Regions from separate parts of the Homo sapiens genome. Here region 2 is linked to region 1. Evidence: read pairs that join two places in POLR2A ChIA-PET (ENCODE). Cell type or tissue: PC-9. All regions are shown on one strand. Links, peaks and the distances in the headings refer to the core of each region. The heading gives the core; the rest is flanking DNA. Region 1 has its middle 21 kb from the start of PDIK1L. Region 2 has its middle 11 kb from the start of TRIM63.

Region 1 (10,617 bases), core at 4,542-7,041:
GACTCTTTACCTTTCTGTTACTAGCTGTGTGACTTTCATGAGTTCCCTAGCCCCTCAAATTCAGTTTCCCACATGTTTAAGCAGAGACAGTACCTGACTCAGAGCGCTGTGAAGATAAAAGGAGCCAATGCATGTAGAAATGCGTGGCATGCTCAGGAAATGTCAGTGCTTCCCGTTCACCCGGGAGGACTCCTAGGAAATGACTCTGAGCTGCCTTTACTGCTAATTTGTACTGCTGATAGGGAGCACGTTGATTGGTTTGTTTAATTTAGCTTACATTTTTACCACAATTATTAGAGAAATACATTCGGTTATGGTGATGTCCTGCGTGTCTCTTTGCCCTGCAGCCCTATTTAAGAACAAGGATAGTTCAATAAAAATCCCCTCAGCCCAGTTTTCTTTCCTCCTTCTACTTGCTGATCACATGATTGATAGTAATTCAGGATGTTTACTGTCTCTTTCACATAGACTACCATGCGTGGAAATTAGGAAAGTAGTAATAAGTACCAAATACTAGAATGACATGCCATTTCTCCTGGCTTTAGGTAGAAGGCAGGGAGCGTTTACTGACGTGATTTGAGAAGCAACAGTAGAAGCACAGCTGTGAGGGCGGCGTGGAGCAGGGCAGCAATGGCTAGAACTTGGAAGTTGGAATTACAGTAGACTCAGTGTTTCTCAACTCTGGCTACTTGTTACAATTTTAACCTGAGGAGGGCAAAAGCAAGCAAAAATCCTGATGACTTCTGCTTCTGGCCATTATGGAGTAACAGGGTTCTATTCCTGCCATAAACAACTCAAATGTCAGACACTGGGAAACTAGCAGTGCACGACAGCAATCCCTGGGAGAAAAGGATCAAATGGGGTGAGCCCTGTGGTTGCCCCAACTTGGAGGGAATCTTTAGGCTGCTGTACAGGGAATAAGTACCTAAACAAGGTTCAACAGTCTCCCTGAGTTGAGGAGACAGAATTTAGGGTTCAGGGAGCACAAGCCAGCTAGGATTCATGGGGCAGAGTATCAGAGAGAGAGAGAGAGACAGATGGTAACAAAGAATTCCAGACCTTGTTGTTTATTTTTTTTCTTTTCTTTTTTGTCCTGTTTTTTATTTGTCGGTGAGAGTTCCAGACCTTTGCAGAAAGTTTTTTTCAAGACATCAGCTGAGGCAGGGCCAGGTAACTCACATCTGTAATCCCAGTACTTTAAGAGGCCAAGCCAGAATGATCACTTGAGCCCAAGAGTTGGAGACCAGCCTAGGCAACATGGTGAAACCCTGTCTCTACAAAAAATAAAATAAAATTATCCAGGTGTGATGGTGTTTGCCTATAGTCCCAGCTACTTGGAGGCTGAGTTGGGAGAATCACCTGAACCCAGGAAAGTCAAGGCTGCAGTGAGCTGGAATCACCACGCTGCACTCCACCCTGGGCGGCAGAGCAAGACCTGCCTTAAAGAAAACATACACACTCACACACACACTCTCTCTCTCTCTCTCTCTCACACACACACACACACTCACACACTCACATTCACACACACAGTATCAGCTAAGTACTAATCAGTCATGCTTATGAAGAAACTATCAGACCTGAATGCAGGAAAGATCCCCTGAAAGGATTAGGCAGAACAATCCTGGAGCTCACACAGGACCAAGAATAATTGATATTTCCACCAGCCAGAACAGAAAGACCTTCTTCCAATATACAGAGCATCACAGAAGAGTATTGTCTCAGTAGTGAGGCCAAGGCTAACAGCTATTCTGGACCTGTCTATCCAAGCTTAAAAGTAAGTCTTGAAAGGTACACAGACAAAATTATAGCAAATTTGATTTAAAGATCTATATTGGCTTTTCTTTGTGATTCTAGAAAAAGGCAACACCTTATTCTATAAAATACAGTGAGTATTCCGATAAGCCAAGCAGAAAAGTATGGTTTTATAGACAGAAAAGGCCTGAGAAAAGCAGAAACAGAGAACAGAAAATTGTCTGGTTGTTTCAAAGTTACTTTCCTTATAGAGTTAAAACAGACACAGGCGTAGTGGGTTGCTGCGCCCTCCCAGGCGGTCCCAACAACTAGTGGACCAGAGCCCCCAGGGGACACAGCCTAAGTCCCTGCCCATCAGATCATCTGGAACTTCTGCCCAGAGAGGATCTGGAACTTCTGCCCAGAGAGGAGAGAGCGACTGGAAATTCTCTCAGTCAAGGTCCAAACCTAAAAGAATCACTGGCACGCCCAGCAGGACTAAGACCAATTTTTAATGAAATGTTTTCTGTGTTTGGGGTGCATAACTATATTTCTTTATAACAAAATTACTTAAATGTTTTGATTTTTTATTCCTCATATGCATGGCCTGTGACAGACCAGGGGACTTGTAAGCTCACAGTCCATGAGGTCAGAAGCTGACATCCTAAATGTCTATTTATAATGAATTTAAACAGACCAAAAACTCTGCTATGAAACTCGGAAAGACAAGCAATTTAGCAAAAATGAACCAGTCTCTAAATAAATAAAAAGATTAAAATTTAAAAATTAAAAACAACAACAACAACAAAAACAGAGGGAACTTCATTTTCATGCCAGCTCAGGTAAACTGGGCCCCTTTTGATTGGTTGCTGCGAATCTCCTGGGGGTATTTTTTTGGTAGCGGGGTGGGGGGTGGACTGGCCTGTTTCAGAGTTCAGTTTAATTATGTGGCACCCAGCATGAGTGACTCCATTCTGATTTGGCTCGGTCTGCTAGTGCTAGTGTACGAGGCTAGTCCAAAATAATGGTCTCCTATACATTTTATTTAACAAAATACATTTTTTTCTAAGTAACATAATGTGCTAGAACAAAGCTCAAAAATACTTGAGTCCAAAAATTCCACTTCTCAACAATATAAAATTCAAAATGTCTGCCAGCCAATTAAAAATATTAGAAATGGGCCAGGTACAGTGGCTCATGCCTGTGATCCTAGCACTTCGGAAGGCCAAGGCAAGAGGATTGCTTAAGTCCAGAAGTTCAAGACCAGCCTGGGCAACATAATGAGACCTCATCTTTACCGGGAAAAAAAAAAAAAGGAATTAGCTGGGGGTTCTGGTGTGGTGGCACATGCCTGTAGTCCCAGCTATTCAGGAGGCTGAGGCGGGAGGAGCACTTGAGCCCAGGAGTTGGAGGCTGCAGTGAGCCGAGATCGCACCACTGCACTCCAGCCTGGAGACAAAGCAAAACCCCAACTCAAAAAAAAAAAAAAAAAATTAGGACTTCTAATTTCTGGTTTGGCACAAAAGGAGCCTAAAAGTCACCACTCCATCCTAACAACAATTAAAAAGCTGAACACATGGAAAAATCAACCACTCTTCTTAGATATGTCAGAGCAGTGAGGTCACAGGGCAAACTGCTGCCCCTGTAATTGGAGAGATGCATTGGTAGATACAGAATATCACAATTTACTAGTGTGGAAAAGGTGCAGGGGTAGGAAAACCTAAACTGTAATTGATGAATTGCTTAGTATGGTCAACTCTGAGAGTTAAAAAGCCCAGGGGGACCCAATCACAGGAGGCTCCCCACACTATTACCTCCAGGAGCTCTGCCAGATCCTCACAGGTGCTCATTCTTCTGCTAACGGGAGGGGGAAAGGAACCATTTTGAAACCTGCCTGAACATTCTGTTCTTAACAAGGACAACCCTCAGGAGCAACTATTTTACCACAGCCTCATCTGTTGTGGTTTTATCAGCTGACCCTAACCTATCTGAGGGTATTCCAGCCCCCTCTAGCCATCCTGACCACCTAAGGGAACTTCACCAAGAGAAGCACTGGTGAAGTTCACAGTCCAAGGGCACAGGCTCACCTATGAAAAGCCCATGACCAAATCATAGGATTATAGAACACCCACCATCCCCAAATGTTACTACATTACTAAAGGCCTATTTATGGCAGTTCCTTTAGCCAGTACATTCCATCCACCTTTCACAAAAAAGTACAAGGGATACTAAAAAGCAAAAAATACAATTTGAAAAGTCTGAACAATCATCAGAATCTGAGTCAGTTATGGCAAGAATCCTGGAACTATCAGGCCAGGGATTTTTTTTTAAATTGTGATTAATATGCTAAGGACTTCAATGGAAAAAGTAGACAATATGCACACACAGATGGATAATGTAAGCAGAGAAATGGAAATTCTAAGGGTCAAAAAGATGCTAGAAATCAAAAACTCTGTAATAGAGATGAAGAATGCTTTTGATGGGCTCATTAGCAGACCGGACATGGCTGAGGAAAGAATTTCTGAGCTTGAACATATGACAAAACAAACTTCCAAAACTGAAAAGCAAAGAGAAAACGTCTAAAAAAATTTTTTTAAAGAACGGAATATCAAATAATTGTCGGCCAACTATAAAAGGTATAACCTACATGTAATGGGACTATGACAGGGAGAAAAAGGAGAGAAAGGAACAGAAGCAATAGTTGAGGTAATAATGACTGAGAATCTCCCCCAATTTTTTTGTTTTTTTGTTTTTTTGTTTTTGAGACAGGGTCTGGTTCTGTCACCCAGACTGGAGTGCAATGGTGCGATCTCGGTTCACTGCAACCTCTGCCTCCTGGGCTCAAGCCATCCTCCTGCCTCAGCCTCCCTAGTAGCTGGGACTACAGGCATCTGCTAATTTTTGTATTTTTTTGTAGAGATGGGGTTTCGCCATGTTGTCCAGGCTAGTCTTGAACTCCTGAGCTCAAGCAATTTGCCTGCCTTGGCCTCCCAAAGTGCTAGGATTACAGGTATGAGCCATCATGCCCAGTCAAATTTCCCCAAATTAATGTCAGACACCAAACCACAGATCCAGGAAACTCAGAGAACACCAAGCAGGATAAATGCCAAAAAACCCACAAAATGACACCTAGACATATTCAAACTATACCTAGACATATTCAAATTTCAGGAAATCAAAAATAAAAAATCTTAAGAGAAGTCAGACAGAAAAAAGCACCTTACCTATAGAGGAGTAAAGATAAGAATTACACTCAACTTCTCAGAAACCATGCAAGCAAGAAGCAAGTGTAGGAAAATGTGTAGTGTTGAGAGAAAAAAACCCACTAACCTAGAATCCTGTACCCTGTGAAGTTGTCCTTCAAAAGTGATGGAGAGGTCAGGCACAGTGGCTCACACCAATAATCCCAGCACTTTGGGAGGCCTAGGTTGAGAATCACTGGGCAGCCTGGGCAATGTAGTGCGACCCAATCTCTACAAAATAAAAAATTTAAAAAATTATAGCTGGGTGTGGTGGTGAGGTAGGAGAACTCGACTCCAGAGGCAGGGCTTGGACATCAGACCAAATTGAGGACTAGTTAACACAGGTCCCTGTATGGAAGCAGCTTTCCATAAGACACGCCCACCAGTGTGCCATGTCAGTTTACCGTTGTCATAGCAACACCTGGAAGTTACCACCCCTTTCCATGGCAATGACCTGACGACTCAGAAGTTACCATGCTTATCCTAGAAATTTCTGCATAAACCACCCCTTAATTTGCATATAATTAAAAGTGGGCTAAAAATATGAGTGAAGAACATATTCTGAGCTGCTATTCTGGGCACTGCCCTGCCCTACAAGGAGCAGTACTTCTGCTGCTGCTGTACACTGCTACTTCAATAAAACTTGCTGTTTACCGCCATTGGCTCCCATTGAATTCTTTCCTAGGTGAAGCCAACAACCCTCCTGGGCTAAACTCCAATTCTGGGGCATGCCTATCCTGCATCAGTGGTGCACACCTGTAGTCCCAGCTACTCAGGAGGTTGAGGTGGGAGCCCTGAGGCTTGAGCCCTGAAAGTCAAGGCCACAGTGAGCCATGATCACGCCACTGCACTCCAGCCTGGGTGACAGAGCAAGACCCTGTTTCAAAAAAAAGGTGATGGAGGGCCAGTTGCAGTGGTATGTGCCTGTAGTCCCAGTTACTCAGGAGGCTGAGGTGGGAGAATCATTTGAATCCAGAAATTTAAGGCTAGCCTGGGCAACAGAGCCAACTTTGTCTCTTAAAAAAAAGAAAGAAAGAAAGAAAGAAAGAAACGTTGGGCGCAGTGGCTCACACCTGTAATCCCAGCACTTTGGAAGGCCGAGGCGGGCGGATCACGAGATTAGGAGATCAAGACAATCCTGGCTAACACTGTGAAACCCCATCTCTACTAAAAGTACAAAAAATTAGCTGAGCAGAAGAATTGCTTGAACCCGGGAGGCAGAGGCTGCAGTGAGCCGAGATTGCACTACTGCACTCCAGCCTGGGTGACAGAGTGAGACTCTGTCTCAAAAATGAATAAATAAGAGTAGGCAGCCAGGTGTGGTGGTTTGCACCTGTAATCCCAGCTACTTGGGAGGCTGAGGCAGGAGGATCGCTTGAGCCCAAGAGTTAGAGGAGTAGTAGATGAATCCACTATTTTTTTTTTTGAGACGCAATGGCATGATCTCGGCTCACCACAACCTCCGCCTCCCGGGTTCAAGCGATTCTCCTGCCTCAGCCTCCTGAGTAGCTGGGATTATAGGTGCGCACCACCACGCCTGGCTAATTTTTTTTTTTTTTTTTTTTTTTTTAGTAGAGATAGGGTTTCACCATGTTGGTCGGGCTGGTCTCGAACTCCTGACCTCATGATCCGCTCGCCTCAGCCTCCCAAAGTGCTGGGATTACAGGCATGAGCCACCATGCCCGACTGAATCCACTATTTTAATTGGAGACTTTAACACCTCTCTGTCAGACATGGACAGATCCAGCAGGCAGAAAATCGGTAAGGACATAGTTGAACTCAACAACACTTCAATCAACTGGATATGATTGACATCTATAGACTTCTTCATCCAATAACAGCAGGTTACACACTCTTATCAGCTTACATGGAACATTCACCAAGATTAACCACATTCTGGGTCATAAAACACACCTCTACAAATTTAAAAGAATAGAAATCACATAATGTGTGCAAATTCAGACCACAATGGAATTAAACTAGAAACATGAACAGAATGGTACCTGGAAAATCCCCCAAATACTTGGAGATTGAAACAACACACTTTTAAATAACACACGCAAAAAAGAAACTTCAAAAGAATTTTAAAAATATTTTGAACTAAATGAAAATGAAATATAATTTATCAAAATTTGAGGGATGCAGTGAAAGCAGTGCTTAGAGGGAGATTTGTGGCATTGTTAGAAAGAATAAAAATCTAAAATCAATAGTCTAATCTTCCACTTTAGTAAACTAGAAAAAGAAGAGCAAATTAAATCCAAAGTAAGCAAAAGAAAAATAATAAAAATTGGAGCAGAAATCAGTAAAATTGAAAACAGAAAATCAACAGACAAAATCAATGAAACCAAAATCTAGTACTCAAAAGATCAATAAAATCAACAAACCTCTAACCTGGCTAACTAAGAAAAAAAGAAAGAAGGCCAGCCATGGTGACTCACGCCTATAACCCCAGCACTTTGGGAGGCTGAAGCGGGTGGATCACTTGAGCCCAGGAGTTTGAGACCAGCCTAGATAACATGGTGAAACCCCATTTCTACCAAAAATACAAAAAAAATTTAGCCAGACGTGGTGGTGTGCACCTGTAGTCCCAGCTACTAGGGAGGCTGAGGTGGGAGAATCACTTGAACCCAGGAAGCAAAGGTTTCAGTGAGCGGAGATCATGCCACTGCACTCCAGCCTAGGTGACAGAGTGAGACCCTGTCTCAAAAAAAAAAAAAAAAAAAAAACCAGAAAGAAAGAAAAAGAAAAGAAAGAAGACACAAATTTCTAATATCAGAAATAAAAGAGGGGACATCACTACAGACCCCATGGACATCAAAAGGAGAATAAAGGAACATTATGAACAACTCTATCCCCACAAGTTTGGTAACCTAGATAAAGGGGCCAATTCCTTGAAAGATATAATCTGCCAAAATTCATACAAGAAGAAACACAGTCTGAATAGGCCTATATTTATTAAAGAAATTGAATCAATAAATAGTAACCTTCAAAACAGAATTCATCAGCCCAGATGGTTTCACCAGTGAATTCTACCAAATGTTTAAGGAATAAATTATACGAACTCTCTACAAACTCTTCCAAAAAATTGAAGCAGAGGAAATACCTCTTAACTCATTCTATGAGGCCAGCATTACCTTAATACCGCTCCCTCATGAACATAGATGCAAAAATTCTCAACAAAATATTAGCAAATTGAATCCAACAATGTATAAAAAAGAATTACATGCCATGACCAAGTGGGATTTATCCCAGGTATGAAGGCTGGTTCAATATTAGAAAATCAATTAATTCAATCTATCACATCAATGAGCCATACAAGAAAAATCACAGTATCATGTCAATAGATACAGAAAAATCATTTGACAAAATCCAACACACATTCATGATTTTTAAAAAAGCTCTCAGAAATGGAATAGAAGGCATCACTGCTTTTTAGCATTATACTAGAAGCCCTAGGTATTACAATAAAACAAGAAAATGAAATGAAAGCATACAGATTTGGAAGAAAGAAATAAAACCATTTGTTTACAGATGACATGATTGTCTATGTAGAAAAATCCAAAAGAATCATCAGCAACAACAAAAACTCCTAGAACTAATTAGCAGTTATAGCAATGTTGTAGAATACAAGATTAATGTACAAAAGTCTATCAGAAATAAGCAAGCAGAATTTGAAAATAAAGATGCATTACTATTTACATTAAGTTGTACAAATTAAGTGTATAAATTACATTAAATTGATGTAAGTTGTTTACTCAAAAAAGCCACTTAGGTATAAATCTAACAAAATGTATACAAGACTTACATGAAGAAAACTACAAACCTCTGAGGAAAAATATCAAAGAAGTTGGCCAGGCATGATGGCTCACACCTGTAATCCCAGCACTTTGGGAGGCCAAGGCAGGCGGATCATGAGGTCAGGAGTTCAAGACCAGCCTGACCAACATGGTGAAATCCCCGTCTCTACTAAAATTACAAAAATTAGCCAGGTGTGGTGGTGCACGCCTGTAATCCCAGCTTCTCGGGAGGCTGAGGCAGGAGAATTTTGCAGAGGCAAAAGACCCGGAATAGCCAACTCAAAATTGAACAAAGAAGAATGAAGTCAGAGTACAGACACTACCCAATCTCAAGACTTAACGATCAGCCTACAGTAATCAGGACAGTGTGGTATTTGCAAAAGAATAAACAAATAGATCTATGGAACAAAATAGAGAGCCTAGAAATAGACCTATATAATACCATCAACTGAATTTGACAAAGGTAACAAAAGCAATACAATGGAGCAAAGACAGTCTTCTCAACAAATGGTGCTGGAACAACTGGGCCTCTACATGAAGAAAAAAAAGAATCTAGACAGAGACCTTATATACTTCCCAAAAATTAACTCAAAATGGATCACAGGCCTAAATGTAAAATGCAAAACACCTAAAAGACAACATAAGAGAAAATCTGGGCCAGATGCGGTGGCTCACACCTGTAATCCCAACACTTTGTGAGGCCGAGGCGGGTGGATCACCTGAGGTCAGGAGTTTGAGACCAGCTTGGCCAATATGATGAAACCCCAACGCTACTAAAAATACAAAAAATTAGCCGGGCATGGTGGCAGGCGCCTGTAATCCCAGCTACTCAGGAGGCTGAGGCAGGAGAATTGCTTGAACCCGGGAGGCAGAGGTTGCAGTGAGCCAAGATCCCGCTACTGCACTCCAGCCTGGGCAACAAGAGCGAAACTCTGTTTCCAAAAAAAAAAAAGTCTGGGCGCAGTGGCTCACACCTGTAATCCCAGCACTTTGGGAGGCTGAGGCAGGCAAATCAGGAGGTCAGGAATTCGAGACCAGCCTGGCCAACGTGGTGAAACCCCGTCTCTACTAAAAATACAAAAAATTAGCTGGGTGTGGTGGTGGGCGCTTGTAATCCCAGCTACTCAGGAGGCTGAGGCAAGAGAATCGCTTGAACCTGGGAGGTGGAGGCTGCAGTGAGCCGAGATCCCGCCACTGCACTCCAGCCTGGGCGACAGTGTGAGACTATGTCTCAAAAAAAAACAAAAACAGAAACAAAAAAAAAGAATGGGCAACAAAGGGATCAGAGAGCAAAGTCACGGATTGGCCCAAGGCAGGCTAGAGTTGATCGGCTGTCCCCTGGAGGAGGCAACCACTCTGGTCCAGGCCTACATGTCAGAACACAAAGCCCTGTGTCTGCCAGGGCTCTCATCCTGCTCCAGCTGGCTCACAAACTCACTAGTGTGCTCCAGAGTCTTGACTTGGGCCCTGCTTCTCCCAGTTTTGTGGCAGGATTTCCTGAAGCTAATGAGAGACCTTGTGGGCCCTCAACCGCTCCACTCTAATTATATCAATGCTACCAGATGGGGGAGGATAGTTGGTTCTTCTAGTCTTTCCTAAAGGAATATCAGTGCCTGTGGGCTACAGTGGACTGTGGAAAATAATGTATTGTTTGGGGTTAAATTTCATGTTTATCTAAGGCCTGCCTTTCAGCCTAGGCCCAGTCCTTACAGGTGAAATTTCTTGACTTCAGGATTTCCTTTAAGAACATAAGACTGGGCTGGGTGCAGTGGCTCACGCCTGTAATCCCAACACTGTGGGAGGCCGAGGCAGGCAGATCACAAGGTCAGGAGTTCAAGACCAGC
Region 2 (10,617 bases), core at 4,363-6,862, 54 kb before region 1:
ATGAATGAAAGTTTCAAACACACAAAACTAGAGAGAACAGTATAATGGGCTCACGTAATCAAACCCAGCTTAACTCGTTAATCATTGCCCCAATATTCCCATACACTTCTTTTATCTTTTCTTTCTTTTTTTTTTGAGACGGAGTTTCGCTCTTGTTGCGCAAGCTGGGGTGCATTGGTGCGATCTTGGCTCACTGCAACCTCTGCCTCCCGGGTTCAAGCAATTCTCCTGCCTCAGCCTCCCGAGTAGCTGGGATTACAGGCGCATGCCACAATACCCGGCTAATTTTTGTATTTTTAGTAGAGACGGGGTTTCACCATGTTGGCCAGGCTGGTCTCGAACTCCTGACCTCAAGTGATCAGCCCACCTCAGCCTCCCAAGCTACTGGGATTACAGACGTGAGCTACCGTGCCTGGCCCACGCTTCTTTTGTCTAAATTTTTTTTTTTGAAACAAAGTCTCACTCTATTGTCCAGCCTGGAGTGCAGTGGCGTGATCTTGGCTCACTGCAACCTCCACCTCCCAGGTTCAAGCGATTCTTCTGCCTCAGCCTCCCGAGTAACTGGGATTACAGGCACTCGCCATCACGCCCAGCTAATTTTGTTTTTACTTTTAGTAGAGACAAGGTTTCACTATGTTGGCCAGGCTGGTCTCAAACTCTTGACCTCAGGTGATCCTCCCACTTTGGTTTCCCAAAGTGCTGGGATTACAGGCGTGAACCACTGCACCCAGCCTCTTTTCTTTTCTTATTTTTTCTTTTCTTTTCTTTTCTCAGAAGGAGTCTCACTCTGTTGTCCAGGCTGGCTGAAGTGGTGCAATCTTGGCTCACTGCAACCTCCACCTCCTGGGTTCAAGCAATTCTCTGCCTCAGCCTCCGTGCCCAGCCTTTTCTAAAATATTTTAAAGAAAATGTTAGACATTAAGTCATTTCACCCATAAATACTCCAATATGCATTTCTCATAGATAAGGATTTTTGTTACATAATCACCATGCCATTATGTTAACAAACAATAATTAAAGTTTTTTTTTTTCTGAGACAGGGTCTCACTCCGTTACTCAGGCTGAGACCTCTGTTGTTTTTGTCTCATGGATCTCTTTTAAACTGTAACAACTGTCATCCCTCTCATTCTTCTGTGCCATTGATTTATCAGAGAATTATTCTGGGTATTATGATTCTCATTTTTATATATCAGGCACTGAAGCTTAAGTGACTTGTAGAAAGTCACCCAGCTAAGCAACAGACCTGTCATTTAGAATTGCTCCCAAAGTCTGTGTCATGAGTGTAGGAAGCTGTAGTGCCCAAGAGGGTCCCAGCTGGGTAGAAGACAGGCAAGGCATCAGGGAGAATGGTCTAGGCCTGGCAAGGAAAAAGGGGAGGTAGAGGGTAATAGCAATTATAATGCTGTGTTTTATTGATTTCAGTGCTTGCAAGTGGCTGGGCATCTACAAAGAGTTTTGAGGCACTATTTTATTCAGTCCTCACAACAACTATAAATAGGTTATCCTTAAATTTTTTTAATCGACAAGTAAAAATTGCATATATTTATGGTGTACCACATGATGTTTTGATATATGTATATATTGTGGAATGGCTAAATCAAGCTATTTAACATATGCATGACCTCACATACTTATTGTTTCATGGTGGGAACACTTAAAATCTACTCTCTTAGCAATTTTCAAGTATACATGTCATACTTATTGTCCTCATTTCACAGATGAGGCACAGTTTAGGGTATGGAGTTGCCCCAAGACCCACAGCTCATGTAGGCAAAGCTGCAACAGGCCTGTTTAACCCTCAAAGTCTATGCTTTTTCTTTTTCTTTTTTTAGACAGAGTCTTGCTGTCTGTCACTCAGGCTGGAGTGCAGTGGCGCTATCTCAGCTCACTGCACCCTCCACCTCCTGGGTTCAAGCGATTCTCATGCCTCAGCCTCCCGAGTAGATGAGATTACAGGTGCCCACCACCACGCCTGGCTAATTTGTTGTATTTTTAGTAGAGATGGGTTTTCACCATGTTGGCCAGTCTCTAAATCCTGACCTCAGGTGATCTGCCTGCCCCAGCCTCCCAAAGTGCTGGGATTACAGGCATGAGCCATCGTTACCAGCCTATGTTTTTGTTTTTTTTTTAATTGTCTCTAGAAAGGGAACTTTTCAGAGATCTGAGATTTTTTTGATGCCTCTTGGTTCAGAGGAGAAAACCCTGGCCTAGGGCCCAGACACCTGGGTTCCATCTCCATCTCTGTTGGAGACCTGAAATGTGATGCCCTGCAAACCATACCCACCCTCAGTTTCTTCATCTGCCAAATGGAGCATCTACAGGAGATGATCCTGAATGGTCCTTCCACATCCCCAGTGGCCAAGTTCTCAGAGGAGTGCTCCGGTGATGACACAGGCCCAAGGGGTGGTGATGCTGGAGAGGAAACAACTGTCCATCTCCCCTTTCATGTCCACATAGTTCAGGCTTGTGGAAGTGCTTCCCTGGTACATCATGGAGCAGATCTTTTTCACATGTGTGTACCTGTTCTCCCTCATTTCCTCCCTAGGAGTGTGAGGTCTGCCCTGCCTTGCTCTGCATTTCCCCTCAAGCCTCTGCTTGGAGCACCCTCAGGAAGTGGAACAGGCGTGGCACAGGGACTGTTTTTTTCTTATGGTTTAAGATCCGTATCACATGCTTTGATGTCATCCTCATTGAAGAATCATCCCAAATCACAGGATCAAACCAATGGGTCATTTGATCTAGTGGCTAAAGCTGGAGCAGTTGGCAGAGGCAGGTCTATGGGGTCTGGGACATGAAGCAGTGCCCTCAGTGCCAGGGCAAAGTCCACTGGGCCTGGCCTGCATGCCACAGAAGGGGAGCAGAATGTCCCAGGACCTACTCACTCATGGCCTGGGCTGGGAGCCACACAGGCCTCCTCCCACTGTCCCCAGGACCAGATAATGCTTGTGGACAGCTACAAAGGCTCTGGGGAGTGGGTGGTCTTTAGAGAAAGGGACTGCCCCAGGGCAAATGGAGGCAAGTAGGGTCAGGAGGGGGCTCTGCACTGATGATCCTGAAATGAAGTATTGAAAGTGCTTTATAAACTGTGCAACATATAAACTGTGAAATGCAATAAATCCTTACTATAAGAACCTAAGAGTGCAGAGCAACAAAGAGGCTGCCCCAGGACGGATGGATCTGAGTTCAAGTTTTGACTTCTTCACATATCAGCTCTTTTATCTTGGGCAGGTTACGTGACCTGTGTGTGTGAGTTTCCTCATCTATGAAATGACAATTGGGTAGAGTAATGATGTCTGTGGGCATTTCTAATCCTGAGAGTCAAGGGTTCCTAGTGACTATCCTCCCCCAGCATTCTATGCCTTGCTGAAAACTGATGGCACAGAAGTGGGAGTCCATTTGCACAGGCACGTAGCACACGTTTGACACATGGCAGACACTTAACAAACGCTGTTAACATTATCACAGTTGGGAATAACACGGGTTAGCATTTACTGAACAGTTAGTATGGGTAACCCCATGGCTTGCGTACCATCTGTTGTTGCATAACAAATTATCCCAAAATGTAGCAGCTTAAGACAATAGTAAACATTTATTATCTCATACAGTTTCTATGGGTCAGGAATTCAAGAGCAGCTAAGCTGGGTGGTTCTGGATCTGGTCTCTAAGGAGGTTGTAGTCAAGATGTTGGCTGGGGCTGGGCGCGGTGGCTCACGCCTGTAATCCCAACAGTTTGGGAGGCTGAGGCAGGAGGATTGCTTGATCCAAGAGTTTGGGACCTGCGTGGGCAACACAAGGAGACCTTGTCTCTACAAAAAAAAAAAAAAATTACCTGGGCATGGTTTTGCGTGCCTGTAGTCCTAGCTACTCAAGAGGCTAAGGTAGGAGGATTGCTTGAGCCCAGGAGGTCAAAACTGCAGCAAGCTGTGATAGTGCCACTCCAGCCTGGGCAACACAGTGAGACTCTGTCTCAAAAAAAAAAAAAAAAAAAAAAAAAAAAAAAAAAATATATATATATATATATATATATATATATATATAGGCTGGGGCTGCAGTTGAGTTTAGCAGAATGCTTGACTGGAGCTGGAGGATCCACTACCAAGATGGCACACTCATGGTTGGCAAATTGGTGGGAGGCCTCAGTTCCTCAGTACACATACCTCTCCATAGGGCTGCTTGAGCATCCTTATAACATGGCACTGGCTTCCCCCAGGGCAAGTGATCCAAAAGAGCAAGACAAAAGTGGTACTATCTTTTATGACCTAGCCCCAGAAGTCACACACTATCATTTCCATTGTATTCTACTGGACACACAGACCAACCCTGATACAGTACGGGAGGCAACTGCACAGGACCTGATTACCAGGAGGCAAGAATTATTGAGCTGTATCTTGGAGGCTATCACAGTCTGTTCTAAGTGTTTTATAGGTATTAATTCATGTGTTAATTCATGACATTGATACCACTACCATCCCCATTTTACAGATGAGAAAACTGAGTCACACAGAGATTAGGTGACTTGCTTAAGGTTACACTTCTAGGAAATGGACTGGGGTGTTGTGATGGACTGAATACTTGTGTTCCCCCAAAATTCACATGTGGAAGCCCTAACCCCAAATGTGAAGGTATTTGAAGATGGGGCCTTTAGGAGGTAATTAGGGTTAGATGAGTTCATGAAAGTAGGTCCAGTGGGATTAGTGCCCTTATAAGAAGAGACATAAGGCTGGGCAGCTGAGCAGATGGGCAGATGGGCACGGTGGCTCACACCTGTAATTCCAGCACTTTGGGAGGTCAAGGTGGAAGGATCACTTGAGCCCAGGAGTTCAAGACCAGCCTGGGCAATAGAACAGACCTTGTCTCTACCAAAAAAAAAAAAAAAAAAAAAATTAGCTGGGTGTAATGCCACACACCTGTAGTCCCAGCTACTTGGGAGGCTGAGGCGGGAGAATTTCTTGAGCCCAGGAGCTGAAGGCTGCTGCAGTGAGCTATGATCACACCACTGCTCTCCAGCCTGGGCCACGGAGAGAGACCCATCTTTAAAAAAAAGAAAAGAGACACAAGAAAGCTTGCTCTCCTTTCTTCTCTCTCTGTTTCTGTGGCTGTCTCTATGTCTCTCTGAAACTGCCTTTGCAAAAATTATAACTGAGGAAACTATGACAGTGAAAGATTTCAGATCTAACCAACTCCGTCTTGTTTCTAACCTTTAAGCAGTCCTTGTTCATTTCTGGGCTTAAGCCAAACTAACCTAGGGAGGAATTTAGTTTGACTCTGAAACAAAATTGATAATAGCCCTTTCCTGAAAAGACCCCCTTCTTCTGTTGGGACCAGTCTGCTTTTGTAGGACTAACAAATTAGCTACAAGATTAGAAATTATGGTTTAGGGGTCATGCAGCCTCTGACTCCAAGTCTGAACCTCCCCCAAATTGCTCCTGGGGACATCACTATTGTAAAACCTAAGATCAGTGCTTAAGATATTTTGCAGATCCCGCACTTGATGGATCAGCTGACACCACCCAGGCCAGTAATCTGACTCAACCAGTTCTGCGATCTTATCCAGGAACTGAGGACAGCAAGAAAACTTGACTTTGACCCCCTCTATGATTCCATCTCCAACCTGACCAATCAGCACTCCCCACTTCCGGAGCCCCTACTCACCAAATTATCTTTAAAAACTCCGATCCCCGAATGCTTGGGGAGACTGATATGAGTAACAATAAAACTCCAGCCTCCCACACAGCCGACTTTGCATGAATTATTCTTTCTCCATTGCAATTCCCCTGTCTTGATAAATTGTCTCTGCCTAGGCAGTGGGCAAGGTGAACCTGTTGGGCGGTTGCCTCTCTCTCCCATTCTCTATGCATACACACCAAGGTAAGACCATGTGAACACATAGCAAGAGGGTAGCTACCTACAAGGCAAGAGAAGAGAACTCAGAATAAAATCACCTAGATCTTGGACTTGCCAGCCTCCAGAACTGTGAGAAGTAAATTTCTGTTGTTTAAGCCACCCAAGCTGTGGGATTTTAGCAGACTCATGAGGCTTTGCACTCAGAGGGTTCAGGATTTGACTTCAGAGCGCTGACTGTTTAGCCCTTGTTCTTAACCTTTCCCTCTTTCTCCGGGACAAACACAGGCCCTGGCGCCCCCTGATTCCCGCCTGGCCCGTTTGCTGGGTGAGAGGCTCTTTTCACTGACAGTGAGGCCCTACGTGCCACTGGGAAGACTTGGAAACAGGACTGGGGGAAGCCTCTGGGGCAAACTCCAAGTCCAAGGATTCAGTGCTGGCCCAGATGTTCCTTTGTTTATACCCCTGGGAGACAGTCTTGGGGGCTCAGCTGCCCACCCCACCTGGCCTGCCGCTCCCCACCCCCACAGCTTGAACCTGGGGTTTGCCACACACACCCTCAGGGACTATCCAGATCATAAACAGTGAGCAGGAGGAAAACAAACTATATTTAAAACAGCAGTTGCTTCACAAACAAAGCTGGTGGGGGGAAAACACTAGAAACATGAAAAGACCAAATGTCAAAATCCATAATACGTTAAAATTTTAAGAATAAGCAAAAGATATAAAATGGCAATTCACAGAAGAATAAATGTCAATGTCCCCAAAAACAAAAGCGAAAAAAAGTGCTTATCCCCACTAATTTAAAAATATCACATTAAAACCACAATAAAATCTGATTTTTCTTTGATCCAATAGACAAAAGTATTAAAGATTAATAATATCCAAGCTCGGTGAGGGGTAGGGACATGGGCACTGGCACTGCTCTTGGCCCTGGGGGAGCAGGAGAGTGCAATCTGACAAAGAAAAATGTTAACAATACATACATGTGACTCAGCAATTATATTCTGAGGACTCTATCTTATCAAAAGACTAGAAAGATAACAGAAAGATATAATTAGATAGATAGATACAGATATGCAGATATAGAGAGCTATTTACACACCAGGACGTTTTTGCAATTTTGTTTGCAGTAGCAAAACCTTGGAAACAGCCCAAATGTCCATCAATGGGACAAATAAATAAATTGCCGTATAGTCACCTAGTGGAATATTATACAGAATTAGAATAAACAAATCTTGCCACACGTAACAACATGAGGGAAGCTCATAAATAGAATGTCAAGCAAAAGAGGACATCCTGTATAATTCTGTTTATATAAACTTTGAAAAAGGCAAAACGAATCTGAGCTGTCAGCATTCAGGATGGTGGTTATCCTTGAGGAGGCCAGAAGGAAGCATGGAGCCCCTGCGAGTGCTGGTGATGGCCTGTTTCTTGACCTGGGTGTGGGTGATGCAGGTATACTCACTCTGTGAAAATGCCTTGAATTGTACACTTAGGAATTGTGTACTTATTTTGTTTTTTTGAGACAGGGTTTCACTCTTGTCACCCAGGCTGGAATGCAGTGACGCAATCTCGGCTCACTGCAACCTCCACCTCCCAGGTTCAACCAATTCTCCCGCCTCAGCCTCCCGAGTAGCTGGACCTACAGGCTCATTTTTGTATTGCTTGGTAGAGATGGGGTTTCACCATGTTGGCCAGGCTGGTCTCAAACTCCTGACCTCAAGTGATCCACCCACCTCAGCCTCCCAAAGTGCTGGGATTGCAATGTGTACTTTTCTGAATGTATATTATACTTGAAGAAAAAGTTTACTAAACAATAACAACAACAAAAAGCATACCCCAATAAGCATTCCAAATGTCCATGCAGAAAAATAAATGCTTATATATATACATAAATATTCCTCCAATTTTAAAACAATGGACATTGAGCTTTCCATATTGAATACCAATATCAAAAGATGTCAGCAATATATTGTTAGGCACAAACAGAAAAACACACGCCTATTAAATATAATCTGATCCTATTCTTCTAAAAAATATTATACATGGGTATCTAAATAAACGTATGTAACAAATATGTGGTACAGGCATAGAAAATGGATGGAAAGAAATCTCCAAACTGTTAAAAACTAGGAGCCAGGGCTCCTTAATGAGGCCCTCTAAAGGCTCCTTAATAAGCCCATTTAACGAGGCCCAGCAGGAAACTTGAGCTACAGCTGAGCAGAACTGGGCCCTCACCTCTGTCAGAGCTGGGCCCTGGCACAGCCCTGGGTAGGCCAGGGGCCACTTAGGATCAGAGTTTCTGGAAGCACCATGCAAGGCGAGCCCTGGGGGCCCTGGAACAGCCAGGTCAAGGCCGGGGGAATGGACCCTGAGAGGTAGGATGAAGACAGGAGAATTAGCCCTGGCCTCATGGGCCCCAGTGGTGTTGGGGGAAGTGGGGGGAAGACAGCCCTATCTGGACACCCCAATTAATCATCAAAACCCTCAGGACACCAAGGTCATACTGTTAGTAGGTGGAACAGCCAGGCCTTGATCCCAAATCTGTTTGAATCTCAAGTTAGAGGCTCTGTACTGGGCTGGGGAGGGTGTGGTAAAGACAGTAGAAAGGAGCATGGTGCCCTGTACAAAGACCCAGAACCCCACGGCAGGAATCACAGAAGTGGCTTTGGCCCAGTGCCCGCAGCTAAGCCACCCTCTGTGGTCAGAACTCAACCACTAAATCTGGCTCCAAGAGCCGCTCCGTTAACTCAGCACTGACCTCCACCTCCAGCTTCCAGCAGCCTGGAGGCTGGCCCCATCCAAAATAGATCCCAGGAGCGAGAGCCAGGTCTATCTACTGTGCCTCTGTACACAACCACCCCCAATCCCCCTATTCACTCACCACCCTACTTTCCCCAGCCCCCTTCACCCACCCCGCCCCTGTGTTCTGAGTCACTCAGGACATGATGGCTATTAAGGAGATGGAAAGAGTAGGGGCAGAGGAGCAGGGGTGGCTGGAACAGCCTGGGTCCCAGGTTCAAGTCCCCAGAGTTGAGCCAGATGTGGCCTGGCTGATTGTCCTAAGCAACTTAGAACAAACAAATTTATCAGGTGTGGGACAGCAGTCAGCAGTTGGGAGCCTACTGTGTACTGGGTTTATTCAGTCTGTACAACTGTCGGTATTAATGTCTCTGTTTTACAGATAAACTGAGTTCAGAGGTGAAGTAACTTGTCCAAGGTCACCTACAGCTTGGACCACTGAACCAAGGAAAACGTAGATTTTGAGCACAGTCCTGCTACTTACTAGGAGGAAAGCCGTGTGGCTTGGGCAAGTTACTTTACCTCTGTGAGCCTCAGTTTCCTTATCTATAAAGATGATGTTAAATTAATATTTAACTTATAAAATTGTGAGGATTCAAAAAGATAACGTTAATCTGAGTGCTGTGGCACACACCTGTAATTCAAGCTGCTCAGGGGGCTGAAGCGGGAGGATCGCTTGAGCCCAGGAGTTTGAGGCTGTAGTGAGCTGTCATTGCACCACTGCACTCCAGCCTGGGCAACACAGCAAGACCCCATCTTTAAAAAAAAAAACAAAAAGGTAATGTTAAAAGTCTTAGCATAGTATCTGGCACATAGAATGTCCTTAGAAAATGTTTGTTTTACTTTTTTTTGAGACAGGCTCTCTCTCTCTCTCTCTCTCTCTCTCTCTCTCTCTCTCTCTCTGTCTCTGTTGTCCAGGCTGAAGTGCAGTGATGCAGTCACAGCTCACTGCAGCCTCAACCTCCCGGGCTCAAGTGATCCTCCTGCCTCAGCCTCTGAGTAGCTGGGACTACAGGCATGTGCCACCACACCCGGGTAATTCTTTTTATTTTTTTTTGTAGAGACAGGGTCTCTCTATGTAACCAGGCTGGTCTCGAACTCTTGCCCTCAAGCAATCCTCCTACCTTGTCCTCCCAGTCTTAGCAAATGTTATTATGATTAATTTAATTATCTGACCAATGAGAGAGTTTACTCCCTCAGAGCAGTGGGGTTAGGGAAAGTTTTTAACCTTCCTAGATCAATCCAGGATGTCTTCCTGAAAGAAGCAGCATTTCTGTCCCATTTTAACCTGAGACCATGAATTCCCTAGGTATATAAGGTTGTGATGGGGTAAGCATGGGGAGTATTTGGTAGAAGAGGGCACACCTTGGATAGGGAGAATTGCCTCAGTCTGGGTGTGGGGGGTCAGGCCAGGTCTAAACACAGGCAGGACTCCAGATCTCGTTCTCGGAGAATGTCCCAACATCCTGCTTGGGCACCTTGGATGATAAACAGGTTGTCACCCTCCAAACCCCAGGTGAACCTGATAAATCCTGGCAAAGCTGAGGCGAGGAGAAGAGGCCCATCTATAAATACTCAGTGACTCAGGCTCAGTGTCGTGTTGAAAGAGCTGCTTGTGTTTATGGCTCGGTTGCTCTGGGGAGGCAGTCCAGCTCTAGGAGGAAGGTCCAAGCTGCCCTGAAGTCTCAGACCTCCCAGTTTTCTCTGCTGGGGCAGGTTTGGGACCTGGGGCCAGACCCACCATACCCTGGCTTAGTGTCCAGTCCATTATGGGACTCTGAACAAACCTCTCACTTTTCTGAGCTTCTAGCCATGCAGGAAATGAAACATGTTGACTCTCCCTACTTTGGCCAGATAGGCTGTGAGGCAGGATGGTCTAGTGATCAGGCACTCAGGTTTTTGGTGCCAGATAAATGTAGGTTCAAGTCCCAGTTTCATCCTTTAACTAGCTATGTGACTTTAAGCCAGTCA

What was found. Peaks named below come from ENCODE experiments on the same cell type or tissue, not always from the same donor. Only the 100,000 strongest peaks of a DNase experiment are listed, where the experiment ranks them.
Region 2: POLR2A ChIA-PET joins it to region 1 with 7 read pairs; 7 of 35 experiments call an interaction of 5 or more read pairs at or near these places.

Annotation. Positions count from the first base shown.
Region 1 is chr1:26,127,297-26,137,913 of GRCh38, forward strand. No RefSeq gene overlaps it. Among named protein-coding and RNA genes, the nearest start is that of PDIK1L, 21 kb to the left of the region's middle. RefSeq lists a silencer at 1,362-1,656. In PC-9, for the core only: no CTCF peak of the experiment used is centred there; no DNase peak of the experiment used is centred there.
Region 2 is chr1:26,073,199-26,083,815 of GRCh38, forward strand. No RefSeq gene overlaps it. Among named protein-coding and RNA genes, the nearest start is that of TRIM63, 11 kb to the left of the region's middle. RefSeq lists a silencer at 6,018-6,194. In PC-9, for the core only: no CTCF peak of the experiment used is centred there; a DNase peak (open chromatin) is centred at 5,513; H3K27ac peaks cover 1,651 bases.